2 separate regions of the Homo sapiens genome follow, and region 1 is linked to region 2. Evidence: chromatin loops called from intact Hi-C (ENCODE). Cell type or tissue: left ventricle myocardium inferior. All regions are shown on one strand. Links, peaks and the distances in the headings refer to the core of each region. The heading gives the core; the rest is flanking DNA.

Region 1 (15,737 bases), core at 3,853-11,852, 52 kb after region 2:
GGAGGATTGACCTGCAGGAATCCATGGTGAAAAGAACATGAACCTGTCTGAGTTGGACAGTCAAAGAATACCTCATCCTCGAAGCCAGGAGGTCAGAGTGTCAGGAAGGGAAAGGCGTTCTTGTCACAGTGCTCAAAGGTGTTTCTTGGTATCCACAGTCCTGCAGTTCTTACTCTCCCATTATATCCATTTGTGGGTGTGGTGGGATGGGCTTTCTGTTTCTCTCTTTTATTTTCCTCACCATTCACCATCCCTTTCTCTTTACCCCACCCAACCCTCCAAAATTACCAAGCGTATTTATGCAATGTTGAGCTCATTATTTAAAAAAAAATTTTGTTTCCTCACCTGAATAGAATAAGAAAAAGCTGTGTTTTTGTGAGGTTTATGGACAGGCAGATCTTCATTAAATTTTTATGAGCACACATCCTTCATGATAATGGAGACAAGTGGGTATTAACACAGTGTAGGAACAAGCACTCCTAGAGAGTAATTAACAAAATAATTACTTTTTTAAACCTAAAAAAGTATGACATTTAAACAGTCTCTTTACTTACCAATCACAGAGGACCAATTGTTATATAACTTAAAAGTGATATAGTTTGAAAACCACACTCTATTGGGATCTGAATATTTTTTAATTGCGATTTTCATTTTTTCCTCAAATGTCCTCGAGTATTTTTACATTGTATGTGTAAACTGCATATGATTTTCATTTTTTAATACAAAACTATGGGGTTTGTTTGTTTTAGAGACAGAGTCTTGCTCTGTCACCCAGACTGGACTACAGTGGCGTGATCAGAGCCTACTGTAACCTCGAGCTCCTGGACTCAAGTGATCTTCCTGCCTTAGCCTCCTGAGTAGCTAGAACTACAGGTGCACACCACCAACCTGGTTAACTTTATTTTTATTTTTGTAGAGACAGGGTCTCAATATGCTTCTCAGGCTGGTCCTGAACTCCTGGCCTCAAGCAATCTTCCCATCTTGGTCTCCCAAAGCACTAGGATTACAAGCATGAGCCACCACGCCCAGGCTTTAATGTAAAACTCTGTGTTTTGAAGGTTAATTGCAATGTGTAGGTTACCAGCAGGAAATGAAATGATTCATATACAGTAACTGAATATCCTGAACAATTGTAGCTGATTTGGTCAAGAGCCAATTTAAAAAAATTTTAAGCTTTAAAATTAAAAAAAAAACCCTTTTTAAAAAAATGAATCCAGGAGCTGTTTTTTTTTGAAAAGATCAACAAAATAGACCACTAGCCAGGCTAATAAATACAAGAGAGAAGATGAAATAGATGCTAGAAAAAAATGATAAAGGGGATATCACCACCGATCCCACAGAAATACAAACTACCATCAGAGAATACTATAAACACCTCTACGCAAATACACTGGAAAATCTGGAAGAAATGGGTAAATTCCTGGACACATACACCCTCCCAAGACTAAACCAGGAAGAATTTGAATCCCTGAATAGACCAATAACAGGCTCTGAAATTGAGGCAATAATTAATAGCCTACCAACCAAAAAAAAGTCCAGGACCAGACGGATTCACAGCCAAATTCTACCAAAGGTACAAAGAGGAGCTAGTAGCATTCCTTCTGAAACTATTCCAAACAACAGAAAAAGAGGGAATGCTAACTCATTTTATGAGGCCAGCATCATCCTAATACCAAAACCTGGCAGAGACACAAGAAAAAAAAAAGAAAATTTTAGGCCAATATCCCTGATGAACATCAATGCGAAAATTCTCAATAAAGTACCGGCAAACCCAATCCAGCAGCACATCAAAAAGCTTATCCACCATGATCAAGTCAGCTTCACCCCTGGGATGCAAGGCTGGCTCAACATACACAAATCAATAAACGTTATCCATGACATAAACAGAACCAATGATGAAATCCACATGATTATCTCAATAGATACAGAAATGGCCTTCAACAAAATTCAAAGCCCTTCATGCTAAAAACTCTCAATAAACTAGGTATCGATGGAATGTATCTCAAAATAATAAGAGCTATTTATGACAAACCCACAGCCAATATCATACTGAATGGGCAAAAACTGGAAGCATTCCTTTTGAAAACTGCCACAAGACAAGGATGCCCTCTCTCACCACTCCTATTCAACACAGTATTGGAAATTCTGTCCAGGGCAATCAGGCAAGAGGAAGAAATAAAGGGTATTGAAATAGGAAGAGAGGAAGTCAAATTGTCTCTGTTTGCAGATGACATGATTGTATATTTAGAAAACCCCATCACCTCAGCCCAAAATCTCCTTAAGCTGATAAGCAACTTCAGCGAAGTCTCATGATACAAAATCAATGTGCAAAAATCACAAGCATTCCTATACACCAATAGTAGACAAACCGGGAGCCAAGTCATGAGTGAACTCCCATTCACAATTGCTACAAAGAGAATAAAATACCCAGGGATACATCTTACAAGGGTTGTGAAGGACTTCTTCAAGGAGAACTACGAACTACTGCTCAAGGAAATAAGAGAGGAAAGAACAAACGGAAAGACATTCCATGCTGATTGATAGGAAGAATAAATATTATGAAAATGGCCATACTGCCCAAAGTAATTTGTAGATTCAATGCTATCCCCATCAAGCTACCATTGACTTTCACAGAATTGGAAAAAACTACTTTAAATTTTATATGGAACCAAAAAAGAGCCTGCACAGCCAAAACAATCCTAAGCAAAAAGAACAAAGCTGGAGGCGTCATGCTACTTGACTTCAAACTATACTACAAGGCTACAGTAACCAAAACACCATGGTACTGCTACCAAAACAGATATATAGACCAATGGAACAGAATAGAGGCCTCAGAAATAACACCGCACATCTACAACCATCTGATCTTTGACAAACCTGACAAAAACAAGCAATGGGGAAAGGATTCTCTATTTAATAAATGGTGTTGGGAAAACTGGCTAGCCATAGGCAGAAAACTGAAACTGGATCCCTACCTTACACCTTATACAAAAATTAACTCAAGATGGATTAAAGACTTAAATGTAAGACCTAAAACCATAAAAACCCTAGAAGAAAACCTAGGCAATACCATTCAGGACATAGGCATGGGCAAAGACTTCATGACTAAAACACCAAAAGCAATGGCAACAAAAGCCACAATTGACAAACGAGATCTAATTAAACTAACGAGATTCCGCACAGCAAAAGAAACTATCATCAGAGTGAACAGGCAGCCTACAGAATGTGAGAAAATTTTTGCAATCTATCCATCTGACAAAGGGCTAATATCCAGAATCTACAAAGAACTTAAACACATTTACAAGAAAACAACAAACAACCCCATCGAAGAGTGGGCAAAGGATATGAACAGACACTTCTCAAAAGAAGACATTTATGCAGCCAACAGACATATGAAAAAATGCTTATCATCACTGGTCATTAGAGAAATGCAAATCAAAACCACAATGAGATGCCAGTTAGAATGGCAATCATTAAAAAGTCAAGAAACAACAGATACTGAAGAGGATGTGGAGAAATAGGAACGCTTTTACACTGTTGGTGGGAGTGTATATTAGTTCAACCATTGTGGAAGACAGTGTGGTGATTCCTCAAGGATCTAGAACCAGAAATACCATTTGACCCAGCTATCCTATTACTGGGTATATACCCAAAGGATTATAAATCATTCTACCACAGAGACTCATGCACACGTATGTTTATTGTGGCACTGTTCACAACAGCAAAGACTTGGAACCAACCCAAATGCCCATCACTGATCGACTGGATAAAGAAAATGTGGCACATATACACCATGGAATACCATGCAACCATAAAAAAGGATGAGTTCATGTCCTTTGCAGGGACATGGATGAAGCTGGAGACCATCATTCTCAGCAAACTAACTCAAGATCAGAAAACCAAACACATGTTCTCACTCACAGGTGGGAACTGAACAATGAGAACACATGGACACAGGGTGGGGAATATCACACACTGGGGCCTGTCGGCGGGGGGTGGGGGTAGGGAGCTAGGGAAGGGATAGCATTAGGAGAAACACCTAAGGTAAATGACCGGTTGATGGGTGCAGCAAACCACCATGGCACCTGTATACCTATGTAACAAACCTGCACATACTGCACTTGTACCCCAGTACTTAAAGTATTAAAAAAATAAATAAAAATAAACTTTTTCCCATTACACAAATATGCACGTTCATTGTACAAGATTTAGAAGGTGCACGCAAATCAAAGAAAATAAAAACAAATCCATAACCTCATCCTTTATATTTTTTCAAAAATATTTAATAATAAAGTGATGCAATGGAGAATGAAAGGAGCCCTAAGGGATCAGCCTCCTGGACAACAGCCATAAATGGGGCTGTCCTGGGAAAACTGGCACATCTGTGTATCCTATTCGTTGAATACATACTATGTCCCCAAATTGTTATTGTTGTGGGGAAATCTTCAGTGAGCAAAAATATAAAAATTGCTATTCTCATGGAGCTTATATTCTCATCTTAACAATGACCAGGGTTAACATGGGGGCATGTATTGTTCTACTCATATAAATGGACATGTTTTTTCTTTCTTCAAGTAAAGACATTGTGTTTTCATCCTTTTATGAGAACCTTTTAAATGTACTATATGCCTTCCTGACTTTTTATAGAGAGGGCCTTCAATGTCATTTTGCATTTTCTAAGGAGGTAAACTGGTATGTTAGAAAGGGGAGTAAACCAAGAGATATTGCCCAGAATTCATGCCCATTCTTCTACCATCTGGCCATGAGATTTTGGCCTAATAAATCTTTCTCTGGCCTCAGCTTCTTCATCTGCAAAATTAGGTCAGGATGATCTCCAAAATACTTCAAAGTTTTAAATCTGTGATTGCATAGTTCTATGATTTCCTTCTAATTAATATATGTCAAATTTGGACAAGTGTGTAAAATCCTGTGATTTTTCTGAGAAAAATAAGAAGACAGAAAATACTTCTGCATTAAGATATACTTTATACTGATGAATATAATACTTGTATGATGGAAATGTTAATATTTTGAATATATTTATGTGATAAATATATTTTAGGGAAGCTTTGTTTCCCAAAATATTTGTTGAATGCTTGAATGAAAATATATTTCTTAAGTTATCCAATAGGGTACTTTTTTAAGTAAAATGATCAAGTTTCAGATGATTGCAACTCCTGAATTCTGAAGACTGGCAGTTCTGTTCTCCAAAGTAAGCACAAGATACATTTCCGCCTCTGGGAGCATTGCAGGGTTCTTATATTGTCTTTGCTTACGGTGTTTTAATCTCAACACTAGTGAACATGTTCCTTTCTTCTGAGTCTTCACAGAGGAAACATAAAATTCCATGTGCTATTTCTCAATGTTTTTGGCCTATTACTCATATATTGCAAAAATGAAGAGACGCTGGATTCCATGCAGTTCAGCAGGTTGTACCTCCATTAATGACATTACAAATATCTTGTAAATTCAATGAGCAAATTTACAGCTATTTATCAATAAGCTTTCCTTTACATTTAATGAAAAATACTTTTACAATAAGACTATATTTTATAGTACTAAATTGATTTTAAACCTCTAAAGAACAATCAAAATAACCATATGCATATATCTTAATCTTCCTCGAATTTATATTTCCAGTCGACAATGAAAATAAATGGTTTTCTGTAGCAGTGTGGTAACTACTCATTTTTAAAAATGCTATAATTTTGCCTGGTTCTTAGCCTGTTATATAATGTGTTTATCAGGAGTTCATTGATAGTCTGCCATCAGGGTGTTTGAGGCCTGGAATTCTCTAGTGAAAGGCTATCAGTCTCTGCAGGGGCCTTGCAGGTAACGGGAGGAGGGAGATGGAGATCCAGGGAATGTAGGTACCATGTAATAAGGGCAGCCTTACCTTGCAGAAATCAGGGCCTAGGGGCACCAGATCTTCTGAAAAGCCGGAGACATGGGTTATAATCATGTGGAAATTTTAAACGTCAACTAATTTTTAAAATACACTGTACAATCTACTCCCCACCCAGCCACCCCCAAATTCTGTGGTCCAGGATCTGCCAGTGGCTTCCAGGAGATGATCATTATCCTCAAGCGCCTAGCAAAGGGTGAAACCAGGCCAGCAGACATCAACACAAATGGAAGGTCGTAATACTATTTAATAGCTGTGTAGGAAGGTGTGATGGTTAATACTGAGTGCCAAGTTGATTTGATTGAAGGATGCAAAGTTATTGTTCCTGAGTGTGTCTGTGAGGGTGTTGCCAAAGGAGATTAACATTTGAGTCAGTGGACTGGGAGAGGCAGACCCACCCTCAGTCTGGGTGGGCACCGCCTAATCAGCTGCCAGTGCAGCAAATAAAACAGGCAGAAGAACATGGAATTAGCAGACTTGCTAAATCTTCCGGCCTTCATCTTTCTCCCGTACTGGATGCTTGCTGTTCTCGAACATCAGACTCCAAGTTCTTCAGCTTTTGGACTCTTGGACTTACACCAGTGGTTGGCCAGGGGCTCTCCGGCCTTCAGCCACAGACTGAAGGCTGTGCTGTCGGCTTCCCTACTTGTGAAGTTTTGGGACACGGACTGGCTTCCTGGCTCCTCAGCTTGCAGATGGCCTACTGTGGGACTTCACCTTGTGATCGTGTGAGTCAATTCTCCCAATAAACTCCCCTTCATATATATATCTATCCTATTAGTTCTGACCATTTAGAGAACCTTGACTAGTACAGGAGGGTCAGGCTCATAGATGGTACATGGAGAATTGAGAGAGGAAGAAACATGAGGAAGAAGTATGTTTGTAGTTACCCTGGACTTGGGGCTTGAAGAGAAGAAGGACCCAAAATGGTGGTGAGAGAAGGGCATTTGCTCTGTTTTCTGAGATGAATGATACTCAAACTTGAAGGTGGGTTACTGCAGAAGGGGCATCTCTCCTCTGGCAATGGCTTTACTGCAGGGCAGTGGTGTGGGGTAAAGGCAGAATTTGGCTTTTCAGTTAAAGGGGAGGAGGACGGAGATGACTGATGAATGAGTCTCACTCTTGCAATGAAAGGAGGTAGTCTGCAGCCTGTGAAACTGAGGGACTTCTGGCACCTCCCTAGGGAGACTTCTAGAACCAGTTAAATACTTGGGATGGAGGTGTGGGGAGGTGCGGCGGGGGGGGGGGGGAGGTGCGGGGGTGGAGGTAGGGGTGCCAAGAAAGCAGGAAATAAATACCAAGAGACCTTTGTAATCATTTTGGAAGCTCTGTGATTTTTCCATGCTTATTACCCGTTACCACCCCTGTTCATGTTCTTGAAAAACCCATAAAGAGAAGCGAGCACGTATGCTTATTTTGAAGGCCAACAAAAGGAAGCCGAAAACTCTGAGAACTCTGGGTAACTCTTCCACTGGGCTTGGGAAGTGGCATCAATGAAAAGGGAGTCTGGAGATTCGAGAAATTTGGGAATGGGGAGGGCTGGGTTAAGAGCCAAGCTGGGAGGGAGGGAGGTCAGAGCCCAGGCCTGAGCTGGCAGAAGGCGGGAATGGAGGCCCCCACAGGAGACCATCACTCCCCTGTCATGGTTCCAGACAAAATACAGGATGCCCAGGTAAGTTTCAATTTCAAACAACAGCAATTTTTGGTATAAGTATGTTCCATGCACTATTTGGGATATACTTATACTAAGAAATAATCTGTTGTTCCTCTGAAATTCAAATATAATTAGGAATCCTATATTTTTATTTGCTAACTCTGGCACCCTTGTTCACATTTTTTTTTGCCAGTCCTTCAATCTCATTGCACCACAGTGTGATCAGGGGCTGCATCAGTCCCATACAGGAGAGGAGGATGGCTCAGAAAGCAGCCAGCTGTATTTCAAATGAATTCCTACCAGAGATCTGCAGGCCCCAGGACAGAATCCTTATCTAGGCAAAGAAGTGCTATATGGGAGAAGAATGCTTCCAACCTTGGAGTCAACTCTTTGACTCACTTCCTAGATTGGCAATCCTCAGCAAGTTGTATGGTACCACTGATACAGTTTTCTCATCTGTAAAATGGAGAAAATGATACCTCCTACTTTGCAAACGTTAAATGGCATTCCAAGCACAGTGCCAAGATAAATTGCTTGACAACATGATAGGGATAGTTTCTACTATTCTGTTCATAAGGTACACTTCTTTTTAGGGCACACTACCTTGGGTAATGCTCAACGAATGAAAATCAGTCCCAGTGCTTTCCACTGGATATTCTAAGGAGTGTTTTGAACTAATCTTGTTCCCTTGAAGTTCCTGGAGTTTGTTAGCAGATGTAAGTAGTATGGAGTAAGTTCATACCTCTCAAAAAGCACTATAATTTAGGACCTGCTTGGTCATTTCCCTAAAACAGAGCCAAGAAAGCACCTAACTCCTCACCCCACATAGACCAGGGAGAGACTCAAAGCATCACTGAGTCTCATAGTTGTAACACCTCTAGCAAAGAAGTGCAGACATTCTTCTGGCTAAATCTAAATCTAAGCTGGGAGGGCATGCAGCCTGCTTCCTCCCTACATTCCTCTAATAAACTCAGATTCCCCAAGATTAAGTGTGTTGCCAAAGAATTTCAAGGCACATAAAGGTGAAGCTTGGCATTTGCAAAGGAGAAATTACTGTTAGCTTTACTAAAAATTTGATGTTGCTTAAATCTGTTCATCTTTATCTGGACCACTGTGTTACAAAAACACACAAATTATCAGAGTTTTAGCTTCATTTCTTTGGCTCTGATTTTAGTGGGAACAAAGAGAAGTTCATCTGGAGATGGAGAGCAGTCAGCTACAGGCAGGGTGATGATGGGAGTCATCAAGGATGCTCAGACTTGTGTTCTTGTGTTCCATCCACAGCATACTAAGGAAACCAAAGCTGCTGCCAACTTTTCTTCCACTCTCATGTTAGGAGGGAGTTGACTGAGTGATCATCAAAAATGCAGAAAGAACAGAAGCCCAATAATACCAGTACTTTATTTCTCTCTAGAAGACCATGTCACAGAGTAGTAGTGTTGCAGAAAAAGACCCCATGAGGCCTATTCCTGACTTTGTTCTGTGAGCCCTCAGGAAAACCCCAATTTCTCAGAGCTCTTCATCCCTCATGTGTAAAAGGAGACTCCAAGTAGTCTCCATTGTGCCTACCACAATGTTTGTGGTGAGGATCAAATGAGATAATGTGAAACGTTGATATGCCCCAGAACTCCACCCTCAACCCTGCTTTTTTAATATGTAGTCTCTGTATGTCAACTTGTCACCATTATGAATGATGGGCTGCTAAATGACTGATCAATTGTATTTCCCACTGCCTAATGGATGTTCCAGTATCTTATGGCTGGTAAATTAAAAACTGAACCCATTCAGAACTGCCTCTCATGCTCATGATGCATCCAGACTGAGCAAGGGTCTTGAACAGTCCCCCCACACCAAGAGTCCTACATTTCCCACACCAGATTTCTCCAGGCTTTCAAGGAACAACATGGACACTTGTTACCTTAAAGACATCCAGAATCTTGGATAGTGCAGGGGCATCATCCATCAGCTCTTGTAAGTGTGTAGACAGTGCATCTCTACATACACCAACCACAACCGGCTCATTCTCAGCAAGGCTCCTTACAACAACAACCAAAAAACCCCAGAATCCTGTGAAAGCAATACCTGGACTTGGAGGATGGACCTGAAATTCTGTCTCTTGTTTCATGAAAAAAAAAAAAAAAAAATCTCTGGATTTAAGGACAACCAATAAAAAAACTGGCAGGTTGAGTAAAACTGCATGTGTTCTCCTACTCTAATATATTCTATTCCTTGTGATGAGGAACAAAGCTGATGCTGAACACAGAAATCTCGTAGGTGCTTGGATTCTGACTCTCTAAGTGGTGTAAGCAGGACTACATTGAGGAATGACTGTAAGATGTAAGATGAGGCAAGGATTCTGTTTAATCCCCTGTGGAATTCCCAGTATTGATGGCAATGTCAAGAACATAGTAGGTGGTGAGAAAATATTTTTGAACGAATAAATGAGGGTAATGTTTTCAAACTGGACCACTAGGTTCACGAGAACACTGCAGATTTGATGTTCACAAATGTTACATTCCATCTTGAGATTCATAGCCAGGATGGTGTTATTCTCATGGGCTGTATAACTTTTTTGCTCACTTGGCAAATTACTTCTCAAACTCCTACATAAACTCGTAGTTCTACTGTTGGACAGTTTTCAAGGTTAAAATTCCCGCATTGTGGGCCTTGTAGCTTTCATGTCTTAATGCTTATTTTCTGTGTTTTATGAGGAGCCATTTCAAAGATAATGGTAACCAGTGATTCTTTGCCTCCTCAGAAGATAATTAAGAGCCAACAGACAAATTGAATCTTGGCGTTTGAATTAACAGCAGGAGATAAATACATCCCGAAATGTTTGAATGTTAAATTGTAAGGTGAGTTGCTTTATCTGCAGCCCTTGACAAAACATAGACTCTGTTATCATTGTTACAGGGTAACTGGGTATAAACTGTTGCCTGAAGAAAGGATGCAGAGATACAGCAAGGAAGGCAAATACATAGCAAGCATAATGCCACTGCTTCTTCCACACCCACAGCAGTCATCACTAATTGATTGCAGCACTCTTCTCACTACGGTCAGGCAATTCTTATTAACACAGCGTTTCCAGCAGCCATTAACAATCAGAGTGGCATGTGAGATTTAGCCATTTAACAGACATTTATTGAGTGCTGGCTATATGCCTGGTACTGGGGATTTACAACGAATAAAACAGGCAAAAATGTCTATCCTCCTAGAACTTGTATTACTATAGGGGGCAGGGTCAGTAATTAAGAGAAATAAGTTAAATATTTAGTAGTATATTAGATGGTAACAAGTACAGTGGAAGAAAGTAAATCAGGAAAGGGGGATAGAGATTGTTGGGAAGAGAGAGGTTATACTGTTAAATAAGTAGCTAAGTGTATTATCTTTTTCTGAGTAATGAATCATCCCAGAGTTTAGTGGTTTAAAACAACACTGTGATTTCACAATTTCTGTGGATCATGAATTAAGGAGCAGCTTAGATGGATGGTCCTGGGTTGAGTCCTTCCTGTGGCTGCAGTCAAGAAGTCAGCTGGGGCTACAGTCATCTGAAGGCCTGACTGTGGATGGAGACTCAACTTCTAAGACATCTTACTCTCATGGTTATTGGGAGGAGACCTCAGTTCCTTATCACATGGGCCTCTCCATAGAACTGCGTGTATCTCCTCACAACATGGCAGCTGGCTTCCCCCACAATTAGTGACCCAAGAGGGCAAAGAGGAAGCAATGGCATATTTTGTGACCGAGCATTAGAAGTCATATTCTGTTGTATCTGCCACTTCTCACTGGCTACACATATCAATCCTGTTCAGTGTGGGAGGGTACTATGCCCTAGCATGATGTCAGGAGGCAGCTATCATTGGAGCCATCTTGGAGACTGGCAATCACACCAGGGATGGAGATGAGAGATTGTGTTTGAAGATAACTGGGGCAGAAACCTCTAGGCAGTGAGAATGACAAACATAAATACCCTGAAGCCAGTGTTTGCGTGGTGTATTTAAGAACTAGCAAGCAGGCCAGGATGTCTGGAATGGAAGTGGAGATTTGTAGGAGATGAAATCAGAGTCACAACAAAGAGCCAGATCATAGAGACATTGTAGCTACTATAAGGACTTTGGGTTTTAACCCAATGTTTCAGTTACCTTTACTGCATAACAAACCACCCCAAAATTTAATGTTTATGACAACCACTTTACTGTGCTTATGGATTCTGTGAGTCAGGAATTCAAACAAGACATAGTAAGGATGGCTTGTCTCTGTTCCATGATGTTTCCACAATGTTTGGGGCCTCAACTGAGAAGACTCAAAGGCTGAGGGCTGATGGTTAGTGATTAAAATTTTTGGAGACACCTTCTCTCACATGGCTGTAGTCTACTCTGGCTGTTGTATGGGACCTCAGCTGTAATTCTCAGCTACAGCATCTACACATGGCCTCTTTTTATGACCTGAGCTTCCTCATAGCATGCTACTTCGACTTCTTGGATGGAGGCTCAGGGAGCCAAAGGCAAATGTCTTCATAGAACCAGGTAGAAGCTATGTTGCCTTGTCTTGCATGATCTAGCCTTGAAAGTTACTTTTATCACTTTTGCCATGTTTGTGAGGCTGCCCAGATTAAAGAGACAGAATACAAATCGCATTTATGTAAAGTCATATTATAAGAAGAGCACGTGGGCTAGGAAATATCATTGCAATTGTCTTTTGGAAAATGCAATCTGCCACTCTGTGCAATGGAAAACCACTGCATTATTTTGAGCAGAGCAGTAACATGATCTAACTCACATTTAAAGAGGACCTTTCTGATTGCTATGTTGAGAATAGACTGAAAGGGAACAAGGGTAGAAGCAGCAAGACAAAGACAAATTAAGAAGCTATTATAATAATCCAGACAAGAGGTGATGAGAGCTTGAATGAAGGAGCAGCAGTGAGTGTGGTGAAGGTGAAACGGGCAAGACTAGAGTCAAATTAAGCTTTTTTTTTTTTTTTTTTTTTTTTTTTTTTTTTTGCAGGGTGTTGTTGAATTGCAAACAGGAACTCAGTTTCAGACATGTGAAGCTTGTTGGATGCCAGCTGATATTATTACTATTTAGAGCTAAAGAAAGAAAAACAAGTTGGAGATATAAATGCTAAAACATACAGATATTGAGAACTATGAAATGGAATGAAATCCCAGAGACTGTGGCTACACAAGAGAGGAATTCCAGAAATTGAGCTTTAAAACACCCAATATTTGGATGTCAGGGAGATGAGAAGGTACTGACTCAGAGACTGAAGCAGAATGGCCAGGAGATGAGGGAATGTAGTGCACTGGCAGCCAGTGAAGAGAGTTTTACAGTGAGATAGGAGTGATCAACTTGTTAGCTAATGACTCACCAAGGAAGATAAGAACTGAGAATTCCCCATTGGCTCTATCAACATGGAGACCACTGATTATTTTGATAATACAATTTTAATGGAGTGGTAGTGTGAATGCTTGATTGGAGGGAATTCAAGAGAGACGGGAGGAGGGAAACTGGAGATAGAAAGTATACTCATGTTGTTTGAGAAACATGAGGAATTGGCTGTAAAGGGAAAGAGAGAAGTAGCCAGAGAGGGAAACGATGTCAGGAGAAATGCCGATTTGCCATCCAGGTTGTCACACACGAAGAGTGGTGGTACAGTAAAAGGTCAGGGCACAGGCTCTCTCTCCCACGTGCTCATTTTAAACCCTGGCCTCACCTCTTACTACTTGTGTGAACTTGGGCAAGTCCTTTACCCTCTCTGTGGCCTGGTGCTTGGCTTCTTTACCTTCCACATGGAGATAAAAATGGTACCTCTTCGTTTGTACCTCTTCAATGGTAAAGCGTGGATAAGTTGCCTTGCATAGTATGTGGAATAGTTTTTGGCCTATGGTGGACACTCAACTAAGTGGTAGTTAAGTTTGTTCATGAGGAAAATGATGATGATGTGATGCACCCAGCCACATTTCCAGACCTCTTAGATGCACCCAGCACACCAAAGAAGACAAGTTTTCCTACTGATATATATTACGGCTGTCACAGTCATCATTCCCCACACTGCATGGGTTTGACCTAGAAATGAGCTAGAAACTTAGCCCAGTGATGACCCAACAAGGAAGATGAGTCTAGGTGGCAGGTTTCAGCAACTCTGCAGGTCCTGCTCAATGCTGACATACACAACTTTTCTGGATCAGGGACTGCTTGAGGGACAATAGTTTTGTGGCAGAACATTTTATTTATATCTCCTCATTTCCTGAGGATCCTCTCTGGAACAAGGGATTTGACTTTCTTCTGTCTTAGCTGGTGTAGTAGATGCTCATTGTAAGATTCAAAAACATTCCAGCTTACAAAACATATCCAGCTTAAATTTTAACTCATGGTCTTTAGCAAGTATAGATTCCTCAAGTGAAAGGGCATTGAGGCAGAGAAGAATCAACGATTTTCATCAAAACTTTTTAAAACTGCCTGAAGGATTCTTAAAATTTTTATTGGATTCCTATTGAATTCATATTAGAAAACTGTAAATTTTGCAATAGTTATTTTTAAACAAATTATTTCCCACATTCATTTCATCACCTGGTTTTCTCACTTCACTAAAGACAAACTTTTTCTTTTCTTTTTTTTTTTTTTTTTTTTTTTTTGAGACAGAGTCTCGCACTCTGTTGCCAGGCTGGAGTGCAGTGGTGCAATCTTGGCTCACTGCAACCTCTGCCTCCCCGATTTAAGCAATTCTCCTGCCTCAGCCTCCTGAGTAGCTGGGACTACGTGCGTGCACCACCACACCCAGCTAATTTTTGTATTTTTATTAGAGACGGGGTTTCACCATTTTGGCCCGGATGGTCTCAATCTCTTGGCCTCGTGATCTGCCCGCCTCAGCCTCCCAAAGTGCTGGGATTACAGGTGTGAGCCACTGAGCCTGGCCAAAACAAACTTTTTTAAAAGAAGAAATGTACATTCACTGATTTCCTAATTTTTTTTTTTTTTTTGGGACGGAGTCTCGCTCTGTTACCCAGGCTGGAGTGCAGTGGCACAATCTCGGCTCACTGCAACCTCTGCCTCCTGGGTTCAAGCAATTCTCTTGCCTCAGCCTCCTGAGTAGCTGGGACTACAGGCAGCACCCACCACCACGCCCGGCTAATTTTTGTATTTTTAGTAGAAACAGGGTTTCACTATATTGGCCAGGCTGGTCTGAAACTCCTGATCTTGTGATCCACCCCCCTCAGCCGCCCAAAGTGCTGGGATTACAGGCGTGAGCCACCGGACCCAGATGATTTACTGATTTTTAAAAATCTCCACGGATATGGAGTAGCCATATAATTTGCTACTCAAACTCAGACTCTTTAAATTAAAAGGGGACATTTGTAATAATATGTAGTCACAATAGACATAAACTGGGTTTGTCCTGAGTAAACCAGAGCCTATCTGTGGGAAGTCAGGATTCTTAGAACTTCCTAATTATACATAACTTTCAGGAGAAAAAGGGGCTTCCCACAGAGCTAAATTAAATATTGAATTGAAGTGAACTAAACTAAGGCTTAGTTGATTTAGGACCTCAAGATCATTAAAAACTCCTTTCAGAAATCATTGAAAATACCTTCTGCTACTATCCACCACTCTGATATTGTTCCAAGAATCCTTAACAAGTAGTCAGGTATTAGGTGTTTTAAATCAGGAGTAGCAGCCCACCATTCAGTAGTGGGATCTCCCCCACAGAACTGGTCCTCAGGGCCCCTGTCCCTCTAAACATGAACAACATCCTCATTCTGGGCATGAATTCAGAGTCATCACTAACCCTCATAGGTACTCACCTAACAAGAATGGATTACCAGGACTTTGTCCCCTTCTGGGAACTAAGTGCTCCTTATGAACAAAAAGGAAGTAGGCAAACGTGTGTGCCTCCATTTGGAGACCGTTTTGACTTCAATGTGTTTACTGCTGAGATTAATTGCATTCTCTCTTTCAACCTCCTGGACCAAATGGGCAAAGCCTGGATCACAATATGAACCTTTGGAGGAACAAACAACCTCATCCTGATCAAAGATGCCCTTCCCCTTGTCACCATTATGATGCTACTCAAATACTGACATGGCTCCAATGTGTACAGAGGCTGATGTGGGGACGTCTGCTCCATCATAATGTCACTGTGATTTACTCACTGCTCCTGGCCACACCTAAGCCTGGT
Region 2 (15,737 bases), core at 4,135-12,134:
AGAAAAAGAGGAGAACATGCGTGATTTTATAATGAAATAGATTAGATAAGGGGAAAAAAGGCATTTAAACAAGGCAAAAAGAACAGGAGAATAGAGAAGAGATGTGGAGGAGAAGGAGCACTGTAGTAAACACGCAGAAGGACAGGAACACTTAGACATGCAACCCACTCCCACCCTCCGTCTTGGGGGAGGAAAGCACACTACTGTCCCAAAGAACTAATACTGAACCAGTGCTGCCTTGTGGAGAGAGGCATGGCCAAGGCGTTCAGAGACCTGGGCCTGGTCCCACCGCTGCCCACAGCACTCAGCCTCTGAGCACAGCCTGGGGTCATCTGTGTGCCCTCTGGCCAAGGCTGATGGTAGTTCTCTGAGTAATTGAGAGTCATTGCCTGTCTGTGCAGTATTGTGAAAACAAGTCACCTTTTAACTTTAAAACTACTTTAAAAAACTTTAAAGTTTTAAAAAAACTTCTTTAAAAACTACTCATGAGATGACAGTTTCTCTGACCCTCAGAGGAAGGCTGGGCTGCGCATACGTGAGGAATTTTTACATGAACATCCCAGGACTTGCTGTTCGCAGGTGATAAACTGCACCTCCCCAGGACTCCCGCTGCACTCACATGCAGCTCCCTGGACTTCTGGTATCTGACCCGGCCCATTTCTGTGTTTCAGGGGAGAATTTGGCTTGCGGGAGTACTCAGAAGTTAAGACGGTGACAGTAAAGATCCCCCAGAAGAACTCCTAAGAAGGCCAAGAAGGAGGATGAAGCCCAGCCTGCACGTCTGTCCCTCTCTGCTTTCTCTGTAGGGCCCAGCTCTCAGGAATACAAAGTTGAGCCACGGTCCTTACTTAAAGATTGAAAAGATAACATGTAGGCCAGGCAGGTCACTGCACAACTAAAGCAAACCAGCTGGGTACAGTTTCTTGGCACTCTGTAAGGGGCCACCTTAATCATACCAAATATTGGGGAAAGTGGGATAAAGGGAGGAGGAGGAGCTAGCAGACACATCCAGTATCTCCTTCTGGAGCACAGGATGAAATAAGGGAGCTGTATTATTTCATGTCTTTGTCACAAAGAACTTTCCTCTCAAGGAAAGGTGACCTTTCTCCTGTCTTCATTTTCCTCCTTCCAGGCCCTCCTCGCTCACCCACCCCTCCCTCTCTTCCAAGGAGATGTCAGCTGAGCTCATTCTGGGGCAGATGTTTGGGCCGGGAACAATTTTTCAAGGTTGTAAAGCCAAATTATCATTTCATGTTATCCATTTCTTCAAAGCAAAACATGAAATGGTTTTAGCTAGAGTCAGACCAGAATGAAAATGCCAGGAGCTGGTACACTACAGATGTAGTAAGAACCTGGGATATTCCTGACCCAATCTGGTTTTCTTTTACCCATAAATAACATGAATGAAAAAAGATTGGGACAATAGAGACTGGAAGTCATCATGTGCAGTTCACCGCTTCTGAGCTTGCTGCAGTTTTGGGGTGTGTGTGTATTAGATTCCTTCTCAGTTATTCTGGAATAAGGCAAGGAGTGGGTTGTTTTTCATAGCTAGATAAGATCTTTTCCAAAGTTTTTCTTAGAACCAACCAAAAAACAATCCGAGTAGGCCCAAGAATTTGATAATGCTGGATGCCTTGCAGACATCATTCAGTTTCTAATATTGGGCAACAATTATTATTAAATGAATTATTTCTGTAGTTGGAATCTGTACCTTCTGAACCTCTACACCAATAACTGCTGCAGGTGTGATTTTGGTCTGTCACACTGTACATCTATCATAATGTGCCCTGTATCTATTGGCAGTGACCTTGGAAAATCTGGCCAAGCCTAGGGGTTTCCTTTTCCATTTGCCAAGTTCCATTGTGCCAGGACTGCCGTGCTCCACTGAGCTCCTCTGTCACACCCCATTCTTGCCCCTCACTGGGCAGGCCATGGCCTACAGCTTGCAGGGAGTAAAGCAGGCCCGCCTCCCTTTCTTCCCATCCACATACTCCTCTTCTGCTTTCCAGTGACTCCACCAGTTTGATGTGGGAAGTGTTAGCTTCCTTTCCTTCTTCCATCCCTTCTTCCATCTTTCCAGCTGTCAAATCCAATCCAGTCTCTAACCTAAATGCAGATCATTTATTTAAAAGTACCAAACATAACCCAGAGTATGTGGAATATGGGCAACATATATATAGCCTTCTGTATTTAACGATCTTCTGCTTCTTAACCGTACCAGTTTTCTATTTATAACTCTTATCTATCCATGATGTTTTAAAGTCTCCACTTGCTGTTATTTACAAACGACAGTGCATTCAGCAGCCCAGTGCCGTGAGCCCTGACAGATGCCGTATTTCTGAGTGCTTCCATGTGAATGCTGCCCTCCTGTAGCATGTGTCCAAGTGGACATAGCCACTAACCAACTAGTTACCTTTGGACTGCAACAAAAAATGTGAAAATGAAGATTTATTTCTTTTAATTTACTTAAAAAGAAACCTCTGTGCTAGCAATAAAGCATTTATATTGTGTACTCCTTGGGATTGTTTGGCTGTGTCTGTAAGTCTTTGGGTCATACTGAGTCTCTTTGGGTCCTTCCTCAGCTGCTGGGTTTTTCAGCTGTGTTGCCCTCTTGGGTAACTGAGCAGAAGCCTGCAAGGGTATTTTTACAGAATTCATTAAGGCAACTGGTAAATGGTATTAAGGTAAACAAAAACCTTATTTTCTGATGCTATTTAAAATCTGTGTGCATGTGTAGTTTAGCTGGCATGTAAGTATAACCATATATGAAATATATGAAATAACAAGTTTCCTTTAGAATAGCCTCCATGAAAACTAAAATGCAGAGCAGTCTATAGGGTCTGTTTTCACAAACGTGGACTACCCGCCGTGAGCTCACATTGCTGATGGCATTTCACAGTAGCTTTATTTTTACTTACTTACCAAAGTGAAATGAAGTCAGAGGCTGATAACCTGATGGAATATTTTTGCAGCTGTAAAAAGAAATCTGTAAATGGTGACCGTACTACTACCAAGATTGAGCTTGTTTTCTCTCAGTGTGTTCTCAGAGTTGCGCTTTTGAGGAGTGGTTCCCACCCTTTAGAACCGCACAGCTCCCCACCTTTCCTTCCAGCCCTTGGAATCTCCACCCAAGTTCCGATCAAGTGAGACAAAAGCTAAACCTAATGAATTAGCCCCAGAGCAGATCTCGCTTGGGGGACAAGAAGCATTGCTGTGGACTGGGGTTCACTGCTCTGTTTGCCAGTAGCTTATTTTTTAGAGGAACAGAAGGAGCATGGGAGAATGCAGCCCCTGCAGCACCAGATGGAACTGAAATATAAGATGCGGGACTCCCTGACAATCCACCTCATGTTCTGTCCATTGAGCCATCAGGAAAAAAATGAGAAAGGCCTGGACATGAAGTAATCATTTGAAAGTCTTTTAGAAAGGTGCCATTGTTGCACGTATAGATAGCAGGAATCTGGAGTCAGATAGACATGCGAAAACATTTCTGATGAATAACCTACAAAGGCAGAGAGGAGAGGCCAAGCTCGGCATATTTATGTGACAGTGAAGAGATGGGCTGGCAAGAGCAGGCACTGCATGCTGGCAACTAGTCAGACTACAGAGGGTCTTAGGTCAGCCAGAGCTGTTCCCTAGTAATGTAATAGAAAACAGAGACACTCGTGGGCTTTGAGTTGGAGTGTAATGGAAGCAGTGGTTGGAGTATACTGGTCTGGAGCAAAGCGGATGAAAAGAGACTGATTACAGAGTTTGTTTGCCATAAAACTATGGATGGCATAATGCTAGGGGGGATGGAGAGGAAGGGAACAAATCAATGGAGAAGTTACTGGAACTTAAGGAATGAATATGATGATAGAATGGAAAAAGTTTATTAACCAGGGAAGGTAGGAAAATGGTAATGCCCCTGCCAAAGAAGCTACAACATGAAATGCAGTTGTGGGGAGAGATCTTGACTTCAGGCTTTTGACACGTGAATTGTGGGGTTATGAAGGGACATCCAGATAGAAATCTCAAGCAGGCAATTGCAGATGGGAGATTCGGACTTGGCTCAGGTGGACCAGATTCTCACATGAACATAAAAGTGATGGCTGCAGATCCAGAGAGGGTGAAAATAAAACCAAAACCAAGGCCAGGGAGAAAAAGCCCAGCAAAAGAAATGGAGGCTGTAGTCAGAGAAATAGGAGGGAAGCTCTACAGGTGTTAACACCCCAGAAACAAGGCAGAGAAGTCAAGGAGCACAGGCAGCAAGGGGTTGAGAAGTAGAGGGTGGTGTGTGGAGCCCGTGCATTAGGGGCTTTTGATCTCTGTCTTGATGAAGTAGAAGCTGATGGTGTGCATTAGCTGGGAGGGGTGATGGCAGTACCCTGCTCTAAGCTGTGAGCCATGTAGCCTCCCCCGTGCCTGAGGACAGCCCCTGCAGTGGCAGGCCCTCATCCTGAGCCGTCCCACAGACTCCCCCACCACCAGGCAGGACATATGGAATGCCTGCTCTCTTTTGCTCTCCACCCAATGCTCTTGCTCACCCAGAACTCAAATAGAGAGGGCAGGAGCTCACGGTTGATAACGGCCTCATGAGTTAAAAGAAACGAGAGCTTAGAGTAGCTGGGGCAGGAGGAAACTGGTCTCAGAATACATGTTAAAGAGTGAGTAGATTTAGAAAGGTGTGAAAAGGAGGAATACAAGATGGCTAGGGGAAAAAAATCTCAATGCAGACTTTGCTAGTCCTGTATTGGCAACATTCTTGGCAGGGAAGGAGGGAAGGGGCAGCCAAAACAGAAATGCCCACTGCCACTTATATGTATTTATATAGTCATTTATTTGTTTTTAGTTTTTCTTTTGGTTGACTAATAATTCAGAAATATTAAAATCGGTCACAAGAATGCTTAAAAGGTAAGAACAAAAATAAAAACAAAGTCCCATGAATTAAAAATTAGAGTTTTAAAAAAATGAAGATGGGAAACTAATGAAATCAGAATGGGGCTAGAAAAATACATATGACACAGTCTTACCATGCTGCTTCTGTGGCCCTGCTGCCTCATGAGGGAATGCTGACACTGCATACCTGGTGGTCCTAAGAAATGAACCTCCCTTCCACCCTCCCTCTCTCCCTTCTTCCTTCCCTCCCTCCACAAATGTTTATTCTGCTAGTCACTGGCACAGGTGCTGGAGATACAAAGCAAGCCACACATGGCTACTACCCTTGTAAATCACACAGTCTAAGGTCACTCATAACCAAGAGTCAGCAGGTTCCCTTGCCATCTCACTCTACCTCCTTCCCACGCACAGACACTGGAGGTACGGAAGGGTAACGTGGTACCATTCCCAGGTCTGCTTAGTGGGTAATCCAGACTGACAACTTTGCCTGGGGCGTCAGCAGATTAGCGGTGTGGCAGAGTGAAATTTCAGCACGTTGCATCAGAGGGTGAGAAGTGTAATCAGAAGTCCTCACTCAGCGTCTCTTAGCAATCACTTACAAGGTGTATGTCTTAACTTCCACGGGCCTCCACTTCCTCCTCTGTAGGATCAAGAGGATCATTCCTGTGCTACCTGCTTCACAGAGGTGTGTGGGGATTAAGCAACATGGTGGATGATATTTCTTCAGTTGGTCTGAGACATGATATACACACGCAACTCCAAACAACTACAGAAAGCAAAAGCAGTCTGCTCTTTGACATTTGCTAATCAGTCTGCAAGACATCAGAATTCACTTCTCACCCAGCGTTGAGGCCTTCATATAGACCCTGACTCTAGGATAGTTTCCTACGGGTTTCCAGTGGGGCTTCCTTGCCTGGAGGCCAGAACTCATCTGAATACCTCAAGCCAGCTAGGGGCCAGAGGGATGCATGCAGCTGTGACTTTCTTCCAAGTTTCAGTCTCCTGTACATTCAACACATTGTTCAGACCCTCTGTAGAGTGATAATCTGAGCCGTAGCCCTGACCACGCTGTCTGTGCCACCCAGAATGTCTTATACAGCAACTGCTCATCCGTGGGACCAGCGGGGAGTGAGAGCATGGGAAAGTCCACTCTGGAATGGCGTGAAGCCCTCTTCCTAAACAGGTACACTGCCTAATTTTCACTTGGTTATTGGCCAGCATAAAAGGATGACCATCTTGCCATTTAGCCTTTAATGTGAAACTGCTGGGATAATGTTTCCTTTGGCCATTTATCTATGTAGCAAGGAGGAACCTGAAACCAGCACAGCCTGCCCCCGTTCCTGCTGGAGCATGCACACCTCTTAATGGTTTCAAGGTCTTTTGGGCTTGCCTTTTTTTTTTTTTTTTTTTGTTTCTCTAGAGCAGTCCCTGTCCTTCTCCTCAAGAAATAGATGTTATCAAGTCTGTTGAGTTGCCCAATTTCTTCTACAACATGGTTTCCCCAGTGACTTTTCAGAAAGGTACCTCTGGTTTCCTATTTTACAGTCTAGGCAGGATAAAATCAAACTAACTCAAGCAATCCTAAGCTGGAAAGAGAAGAGACCCCTCCTACCCCACCTGCAGCCATATGTGGGGATTCTAGGACCCTGTGAAGACCTCTTTCTCTCTAATCCCAGGCAGTTACATCCATTTTATGAACCAATAATGTAGTGCCTTTCTCCAGTTTCTCTTGGTTGGAAATTTAAAGTGACAGCTTTCAAGACCACCACTGGGGGTAGATGAGTAGCAAGGAACAAGAACCTATAGTGCTCGCTGGCTGGCCAGAGCTTGCACACCCAAGGGGAAGGTCTGTTTGTTAAACAGTGGAGGCCTCAGTCTCCATTTCCCGAGTTAGGTTCATTCATAAACAACACAGGATTCGTATAAAATGGAATAAAATCCAGATGCCACTTGTTAATACAATTAGTTCATGCTCCCTGGAGGCCCTTGGGGAGGGTGATGCCCACAAACATTCTCAGAGCCTGCAACAAGTCTGCTTCCAGCCCTGAGTTATGTGTGCCAAGGCGGGTGGGGACAGGGGCTTGTAAGGCCAACGTTGGGAAATGGGGGTGTGTGTGTGTGTGTGAAGGGGGTGTCTACCCCTCACATGTCTGGTCTTTGAAGCTTTGATCTGACATGCTCTGATTCCAGAAAGGGAAGCTTGTTGGTAACATCAAGACCTCCTCCAACGGGTAAAGGGAAATAATTCCAAAGTGCTCCATCACTTACCAGCTGTATGTCGTTGGAAAATTAATTACCCTTCCAAATCCTCTATTTTCTCACCTGTAAAATGGGACGATAAAATTACCTACCTACACTGTTGTCATGAGGGTAGAACAAGAATGCATATAAAGTACTTAACAGCTCCCATTGTAAGAGCTTAAACAAATGACAGCAATTAAAGAAAATGAATAAATAAATCAGTATTTACTGGAGGCTGTAGTCCCAAAGAGGTTGTAAATCTCACATTCCCTTGGGATCCGTTTCTATATGGAAGCCAGGCAGGAGGACACTTACATTAAGGTAGACTCAGATGGTGGGACTGGAGCCAGTAATTAGGAATGCCAGGATGATGGAAGGATAATGACCATTTAAAAATTACATTTCTGTGCCCAGTAAGCTCTGCTCCACCTGCAGAATCACCAAGAGCCAGAGATTTTTTTTTTGACACAGAAAATGTTGGGCTGGCTCTCGTTTAAATGAAGAGATAGCAAGAACAGGCGATGGATAAATTGGTGCAGCCGGCAAATAAATACTAACTTAGAGGAGAGCTTTGCCAATTCGTGCTAAATAAATGTTAGCTGTATTAAGATTATTATTATTATTATCGTGGTCACCAAGCTCGAGGAACATAGTGGCTTTTGGCCTGGGAGAGAAATGACTTGCCTGGTTTGAATATTTAAATGGAACCACAGCAGTCCTCAGGGGGTGATGAGAATGGCTCTGTAAGAACAACATTCTGCAAAGGCCTCTCCTCTCCCCAAAGCTGCAGGAGGAGCAGAGCTGCCCTGGCCAGATGCTGAAAGCAGGAGCCCTCTGCCAAGCAGGGGCTGAACTCAAGTCAGCTCCGCCTAAAGGACAGCAGAGAGAAAACTGGAAAATGCTCAGAACAATTCTTCTGTTGCTTGTTTGTTCTGTTTCATTCCCACAAGAAACTGTTATTCTTGCAAACTAGATACCAGGCTGGGCCACAAGACCAACTGATAACCTTTTAAAAATCTAGGAAAATAAACCCACGCTGGAAACCCACCCAATCCTGAGGTCTGAGCTTGGGGCGTGATGACCCAGGATTCTGACTTGGCTTTTTTATCCCCCTTTTCTTCTCTAAGATAACAAGAAATGCGAAACGCCACATACATATTGGAAACACTTGTCATTTTTTTCCACTTACCCTCAGCAATATCAAGGACTGTAATAAATAAGCCTGTCAGGAATTCTTGTCAGGAAACTAAACCACAGTTTTTAGTCTTGCCTATTCAACACATTGTTCAGAAATGTTTTGGTAACCTTTAAAGCCCTACTCCAGGAGAGAGGTTCCCATACCCTCCAATTCAATTCTTTCCTATTTTGAAGGTCATCGACACTTTGGGAGATGTGCTTATTTACATGGGTTTGAGTCATCCATCCAGGTCTTCTGCTGAGGAGGCAGGAAGGCACAATGCTTGTGAGGAAAAAGTGTTCCACAGAGCCACCAAATTGTGTGGTCCCAGCCCTCCTGAGAGGAAAGGAAAGCCTGCGGGGTGTTGGCCACAGCTGCCTGCCAGGGAAGTCTCACCGGTATGTGGGGCTCAACTCACAGTGGATCAGGGGTGAGATGATCTCAAGTGATGAGCACAGGGGCCTCGCTCCATGAGAAGGCTGTGTACAACCATGAAGGAGGCAAGTTTGTCCCCAGTGCCCCAACCTGCCAGATATGGTCCTCTCATCCCTGTCTAAACCTGCTCATAGCTGGGACTTGAACAGGTATTTGTACACTCATGTTCATGATAGCCAAAAGTGTCCATCAATGAATGAGTAAACAAAATATGGTATGCATATATATGTATAATTGCATATATGCATAATTTCTTGTATATTCATTTTCTTTTAGTGAATCTCAAGCTATTCTTTCTTCTGATCAAAACTGAAATTTCTCTGAATGGTCCCCTTGGCCACCCACCTAATGCTGACATGGCTAAAACCATGCTTTTGGTGCTGAGAGCTACACACACCAGACACACACACACACACACACACCTCACACGTGCACACACACCACACATGCACCACATACACATATCCCCCCACACACCCAACACAAACAACACATACCCCACACACACGCCCACACACCCCACACAAACACACCAACACACAACCACACACCCCACACATCACACACGCACACACACCACACATATCCCCCCACACACACCCCACACACATTCACCACACTCACAATTGTTTTTATATATGTAATATATACACAATTGTATATTATGTATATATTATACTATGTAACATATTAACATACAAATTTTTTCAGCCTTAAAAATGAAGGAAATCCTGTCACATGCAACAACAAGAAAGAACTTTTAAGACATGCTACGTGAAACAAGGCTGTCACAAAAAGACAAATATTATATAATTTCACTTATATATATGAGGCTCCGTTTATATAAGATGCCACTTGTATGAGGTGCCTAGAGTAGTCAAATTCATAGAGACAGGAAATAGAATGGCAGCAGCCAGGGGCGAGTGGGAGAGGGAATAAATGTTAGTGTTATTAAGGAATATGGAGTTTCACATGGGGAAGATGAAAAAGTTCTGGAGATAGATGACGGTCACAGCAGTTTGAATGTGCTAAATGCCACAGAACTGTGCACTGAAAAACTGTTAAAATGCTAAATGTTATGTATATTGTACCACCTTAAATGTTTTAAACCTGCTCATAAAAAGATTTGAAAAATTCATATATACTCAGGGTATATGGCTGATAAGACTTAAAGTAATATGTCTCTCATGCATTTTAGTAGAAGAGAAACCTTAAATCAAGGCTCCTTGTCCCAGTCTGTATAGTAGGGACTGCAAGGAAATGAAAAATAGAGAATCTCTTATTGACCATCCCTTTCTTTGACACATATCTTGCTTTCCTCCCTCTACAGGAACAGAAATCATGAGGGATCAGGCATGTTCGTGCTAAAATACAGCTTTCCATGTTGGGTTCTCTCCAATTCTAACAGGCTATTTTCTCTTCTTTAACTTATGTTTGGTCACTGCTACTGTTCTTTCTTCTGATCAAAACTGAAACTGCCCTGAATGGTTCTTTTTGTTCCCCACCCAATTCTGAAATGGCTAAAACCATATTCCCGGTGCTCAGAGCTACAAAATTTTCAGTGTTACCAGGAACTGTTTTCCAAAAGGACAATCCTATCTTCCTATCATTTAAAATATAGATTCAAACAGAAAAGAAATATTTAGGTAGGGATTATATATAGAATTTTGAGAGGTAAAAGGGGCCTTTGATGTTTGTCTTAGTCCATTTTGTGTTGCTATAAACAGAATACCAAAGACTGGTGAGTTACAAACAATAGAAGTTTATTTGGCTTACTATTCTCAAGGCTGGTAAGTCCAAGGGCATGGTACTGGCATCTGGTGAGGGCTTTCATGCCACATCATCTCATGGCAGAAGGCAGAAGGGCAAGAGAGGCCAAGAGCAAGCCAGCAAGAGAGGGCTAAACTTGCTTTTACAACAAACCCACTCCCATGATAACATTAATGCATTCATGAGGGCAGAGCCCTCAAGACTTAATTGCCTCTTAAAGATCTCACTTCTCAACACTGTTGCTTTGGGGATTCCATTTTCAACACATGAACTTTGAGGGACACATTCAAACCATACCTGGGGACCTTTCAGATTATTCAGTCTAATATCCTCACTTTACAGATGTAAAAAATGAGCCAAAATGACTTCCACAGGATAAACCTTTAAATCCAGGTCTCGGGACTTAAGTCCAGTGCCTTTTCTCCTCTGCCTCCTGGGGTAGAATTTTGGGGAAATGCTATCCTACTGAACCACCTGTATTACTTTACAGAAGTAAAACACAGTTGCTAATTGCACATGGCTCCAGAAAGCTTCATGAATTGTCTTTTAATAGAGTACATTGGCCCATTAGTACCGACTAAACACATCATCACTCCATTTACCAGATTAGCTTGAAGAAAGCAGGGTTTGAAAGGCAGAGGACCTGGGGCAAGAAGTAGGATTGAAATAAAAGGATGCTCGGGGCTGCAGTGAGGTTAGAGTGAGCGTTATCATAGTTTGGAAATCTGGCATTGAATACCTGAATTTTACTTGCTATTCTGTTTCTCAGCAACTATATGACTTGGCTTAGTCAGTGCTCCTCTCACAGCTCAGTTTTCTTTTCTGTAAGATACAGGGGTCCTGGGCAGGGAGGGAATAGTTGTCCTTCAGGGTAGTGGTTCTTGAACCTGGCCTCAGAATCACTTTGGAGAACTGATTTAAAATGGCTGCCCCATTTCTTCTCTGAATATTCTGATTCAAATGGACTGCAGTAGGCCCAGAAATCTTTATTTGTTGTTCGTCTTATTTTTAATGTAAATTAGTTATTTTAAAATTGCTAACTGCATGCATTAGGTTAAGAATTCTAAAATAAATAAGTAAATAAAAGTACATATATATGGGAAGATTTCCTTCCAATGCCTTATCCTTGTGTCTCAGTCCTCAGAAACAAATATGATTATCTGTTTCTTGGTATCTTTCCAAATACATCACATACATGTTTAACATAAAGCACCAGTGCTTGTGCTACAGCTGGTCTCAAGACAGGCATTGGGAGGCCCGCTAGGGTCTCCTCATCTCAGAGATGGAGAGCTGAGGCTTTGGGTTCTGGGAAATGACAGCACATCATGTATGCAGTGCTCTTAGTTCTGTGCTTGGCATGTCCTACAGGCCTAGCTTATGTTACCTGTTGTCATCTTGCTGAAGACCTGTGCCATTCTGGGACTGGAGGGCTGTGGCTCCATTCACCTCCAGACCCTCTCTCCTCCTGCAGGGGGAAAGCAGAATTCTTTTTCTGGCATGGAACCATGCCAGGAAGGGCTTCTGCCAAGCCCAGAGCCTGCTCGCAGGGGCTTGGGGTTGCTGGATGAATGGCTCTGGGGACCCCCAGGGTGCTGCCTCAGAAGGGGAGCCTGTCAAGATAAATGTGCCTCTCTGCTGGCCCCTCTGGGAACATGCGAGCCTTGCCCTGTGTATTGCCTCTTTCCTTACTCCCTCTGTCCTTTGCAGCATCAAAAATTCAAACAAAAAGACAGTTTTCCAAAGTTGACTGATTTCATACCTGAAAGACTGCCCCATAAAAGGAGCTGGGGATTCTAGAGAGTAAAGGCCCTTCATTCCTGACATTTGAGTCAGTAATGGCCATGAAGATCTTCTATTAATGGTCCCAGCAACCCTTCATTTCCACATACTCCTAACCCTTAGCTAATAAATAACACAATGAAGCTTCACCAGGGGTCTGGTTTTGGACAAATTATCTTTTCAACACTTGGATCAGTTTTCTTCATAGCTTGGTTGTTTCCTGTTTCTTAGCATCCAGTTGGCTTGCCCTGGAGCTGGACATGAGTGCGGGCTTTGTGTGCAACCATATGAAGAATTCCTTTGCATTTCTTAAAATTCAATGTTCTTCACTCTAGCGCTCCCAGAGGGGTAGCTCGATGTGGTGGGAGGGCTCTTGACTAGGAGTCCAGGCACCTGGGTTCTGAGCCCAGCTGTGTGCTGACTCCACGCCCTTGAACAAGCGATTTAAGCTTCAGAATTAGCTTCCTCTTCTCAACATCCTTTGCATTTGTGAAATGTCTTTATGTTACATGGTTCCACTGAAAGCCCACGACTGCCCTGGGTGAAAGATATGATTAATCCCTGTTTTGCTGATGGCAGCTGAGATTTGAGAGACTATCAGAAGTGGCAGTACAGAAACTAGAATCTAATCTTCTTCCAGACCTTGGGGTAGGGCATCAGTAGAGGTGATGAAGCCCCTAGTCTCCAGCCCCCGCCGAACCAATCCTCACTATCCACTCCTTCCTCTTTCAACTCCAGTTTACCCATTAGGAATTATTCCCACTCTGCTCACTGGTGTCTACATCCACACTTCCCCAGATCCCTTTTGTCATTCCTTCATTCATACTTTCAGCAAGGATGAATTGTCCCATGCTCAGTGTTGGGCATTGCACTACATTGCGAGACTAACTAGTGAACAGGAAGTACTGGTCCTTGGGAGCTCCCAGCCTATGTGGGAGACAGAAACAAATAAATCACTATAATATCATCTATAATATAGTATCACTATTATGTCATATGATAAGTATAGGAAGAAGAAAACCTGCAATGGGAAGGCAGAGGAAGAAAGTGATACATTTTGATGGGGAGAAGGAGCTAGGGGGAGTTTTAGAGGAACTTTTATAGAAACTCTGATATTTAAGTTTGTTAATACCTCTCTGCTTCTAAAAAGTACATTAGAAGGATGGATGGAGGGAAGCAGTCAGAAAATGAGAGATTATTTATTATGTAGCCTACAATGTATCAGGAACTTTTTATTTGCTCAGTGGCACACAGCTAGGTGATTCAGAAGCATGTTCAAAGCTCAGAATCTTACTTAACCCTGTACTGATTCCCTCTATGATGGTAGCTTCTAGAAAACAATGTAGACAGAAGTAACAAAAGACAACAGAAAGTACATGGAATCAACTTAAGGGGAAGATATCTATCCATCAACCAAGGTAGATCCATGAGTGTGGATAAGAAAAGCAGTGAGGTACTTGTAGGGCCTTGAAGACTGATCCAGAAAGGGAAGGAAGGGGACTAGGAGTCTTTTCTGAAAACAAATGGAAATGATGACTGTACTGCTCTCCTCTGAACTTCTGAATGGAATCTACAAGGAGGTGGCTGAGGCATAATCTGGAAGACAGGCTCTTGAAGATAACTCCATACCAGGATTTACTTATTTACTCTATGATCTTAAGACTGATTTCTAATGTGGCTTCTCTAGTGTAGCAAGCTGGCCAGTGGACTGAAAGCTGCTCTGCTGGAATCCACAAGGAGTAGTAATGGTGACGAAGAGGGAACCCATTACAAGGTAGGGTAGGTTTACAGGATCTAGCCACACAGCTGTGAACCCAGGATCAGGGTGGGGGAAGTATAGTGGTGGAAAGATATACCCAAGGACCCTGAAGAAAACAGATCCTTCCACAGCCACTGACATCAGGCAAGTAGAACTCTGGCTGCTAGAGACAGGACCTTTCATTTCATCAATTCCTAGCACCTCCATGTGCCTGGCTGTGATACAGTACTGTGAACAAGACTTGGCTCGTGTCTCCAAGCGGCTTGTGGCTTCATTTGTACTGACTGGGCTTGCTTCCCTATTGCCACGGCAAATGGCATTGATGGAAATTAGATGAGAACTTACTGGTTGAATTAAAGAGTTTATATTCTTAATCTATTAAAAAATGATCTGAGGTTGAAAACATAATCCTTGCATTTGGTCAAGTGGGACCATTAGCCTGGATAAAGGTCAAGAGTGGTAGTAAGACTGGGTCTGAAGTCAGACAAGCAGGCTTCAGATTATGGCTCTGCCATTTATGTGGGACTTGGGATAAGGTGCTTATCTTTTGCAACTCATTTTCCTCTGCTATAAAACTGAGAGGGAGAGTAATAGTGCTATGTTGACAACATATTCCAACACCTAGAACATGGTATTCAGTTCATAAGTGGTATTTTTAAAAGTATGCTCACAACAGATATGAGAAAATATATGCAATGCATTAACAAACAAATTATCAGGATCCAGAGTGTATAAAGAACTTCTAGAAATTAAGAAGAAAAAGACAAGCCAAAAGAAAATTGGGCAAAGAATATGAATAGGTAATTCAAAGAAAAATGAATATAAGCAGCCAGTTAACATGATAAAAGTTTCTTATCCTTACTAGTAATCAGAGCAGGGCAGATTCACAATCGTGAGATGCCATTAATACTTTTTAAATATACTTTCATAAAGCTCTACCATAGAATAAACTGCATTTATTGACTCTTTTCCATGTACCAGGAAGAGAGAGAACGATTAGTTTCAAACGTAACTGTTAAGTGAAGAAGGCCTGTTGCAGAAAAATATATAAAGCATGATACACCATGTAGGTTAAAAATGCATAGAAACAGGGGGTGGCCAACATGGCTGACTAGAAGCAGCTAGTGTGCACGGCTCTCAGGAAGAGGAACAAAAGGGGAGAGTAAGTACAGCATCTTCAACTAAAACATCCAGGTGCACACAGTGGGACTAATCAAGGAAAAAACCCAACCCATGGAGAATGGACAAAAGCAAGGCAGGATGACGGCCCACCCAAGAGCAACACAGAGCCAGGGGAATTTTCCCTGCCCAGGGAAGCAGTAAGTTAATGTGTGATCCGGTGAACTCTTGATTTCACATGGATCTTTGCAACCCTCAGGTCAGGAGATTCTCCTCGTGAACCCACTCCACCAGGGCCTTCAGTCTGACACACACAGCTACGTGGGGTCTTGGGAGAGCATCCACCCAGGCACGCACAGAGACCCAGGAGCCTTAGATACCTGAGCTTTCCAGGCTTCCCAGCAAAAGTAGCTAGCTTCATCTCTGGCAAAGTGGGAGGTTAGACCCTGGCACATATCCCTAGGAAAGGGGCTGAATCCAGGGGGCTGAGCAGCAATAGTCTGCAGGCCTCACTTCCACAGCACCTCACAGGGTAAGACCCATGGGCTTGGAATTCTAGCCTGCCACTGGTAGCAGTGT

The links. A loop is a pair of places that touch in the nucleus more often than their neighbours do. Peaks named below come from ENCODE experiments on the same cell type or tissue, not always from the same donor. Only the 100,000 strongest peaks of a DNase experiment are listed, where the experiment ranks them.
Region 1: it touches region 2 in a loop (2.2-fold over the local background); 1 of 110 quality-filtered maps calls a loop at or near these places.

The regions. Positions count from the first base shown.
Region 1 is chr15:57,887,676-57,903,412 of GRCh38, reverse strand. No RefSeq gene overlaps it. Among named protein-coding and RNA genes, the nearest start is that of ALDH1A2-AS1, 170 kb to the left of the region's middle. In left ventricle myocardium inferior, for the core only: no CTCF peak of the experiment used is centred there; no DNase peak of the experiment used is centred there.
Region 2 is chr15:57,940,204-57,955,940 of GRCh38, reverse strand. ALDH1A2 (aldehyde dehydrogenase 1 family member A2) reads left to right here. Exons shown (of 13, transcript NM_003888.4): 13 at 672-2,512. The coding sequence ends at 744. Among named protein-coding and RNA genes, the nearest start is that of ALDH1A2-AS1, 120 kb to the left of the region's middle. RefSeq lists a silencer at 7,816-8,110. In left ventricle myocardium inferior, for the core only: no CTCF peak of the experiment used is centred there; a DNase peak (open chromatin) is centred at 7,940; H3K27ac peaks cover 1,185 bases.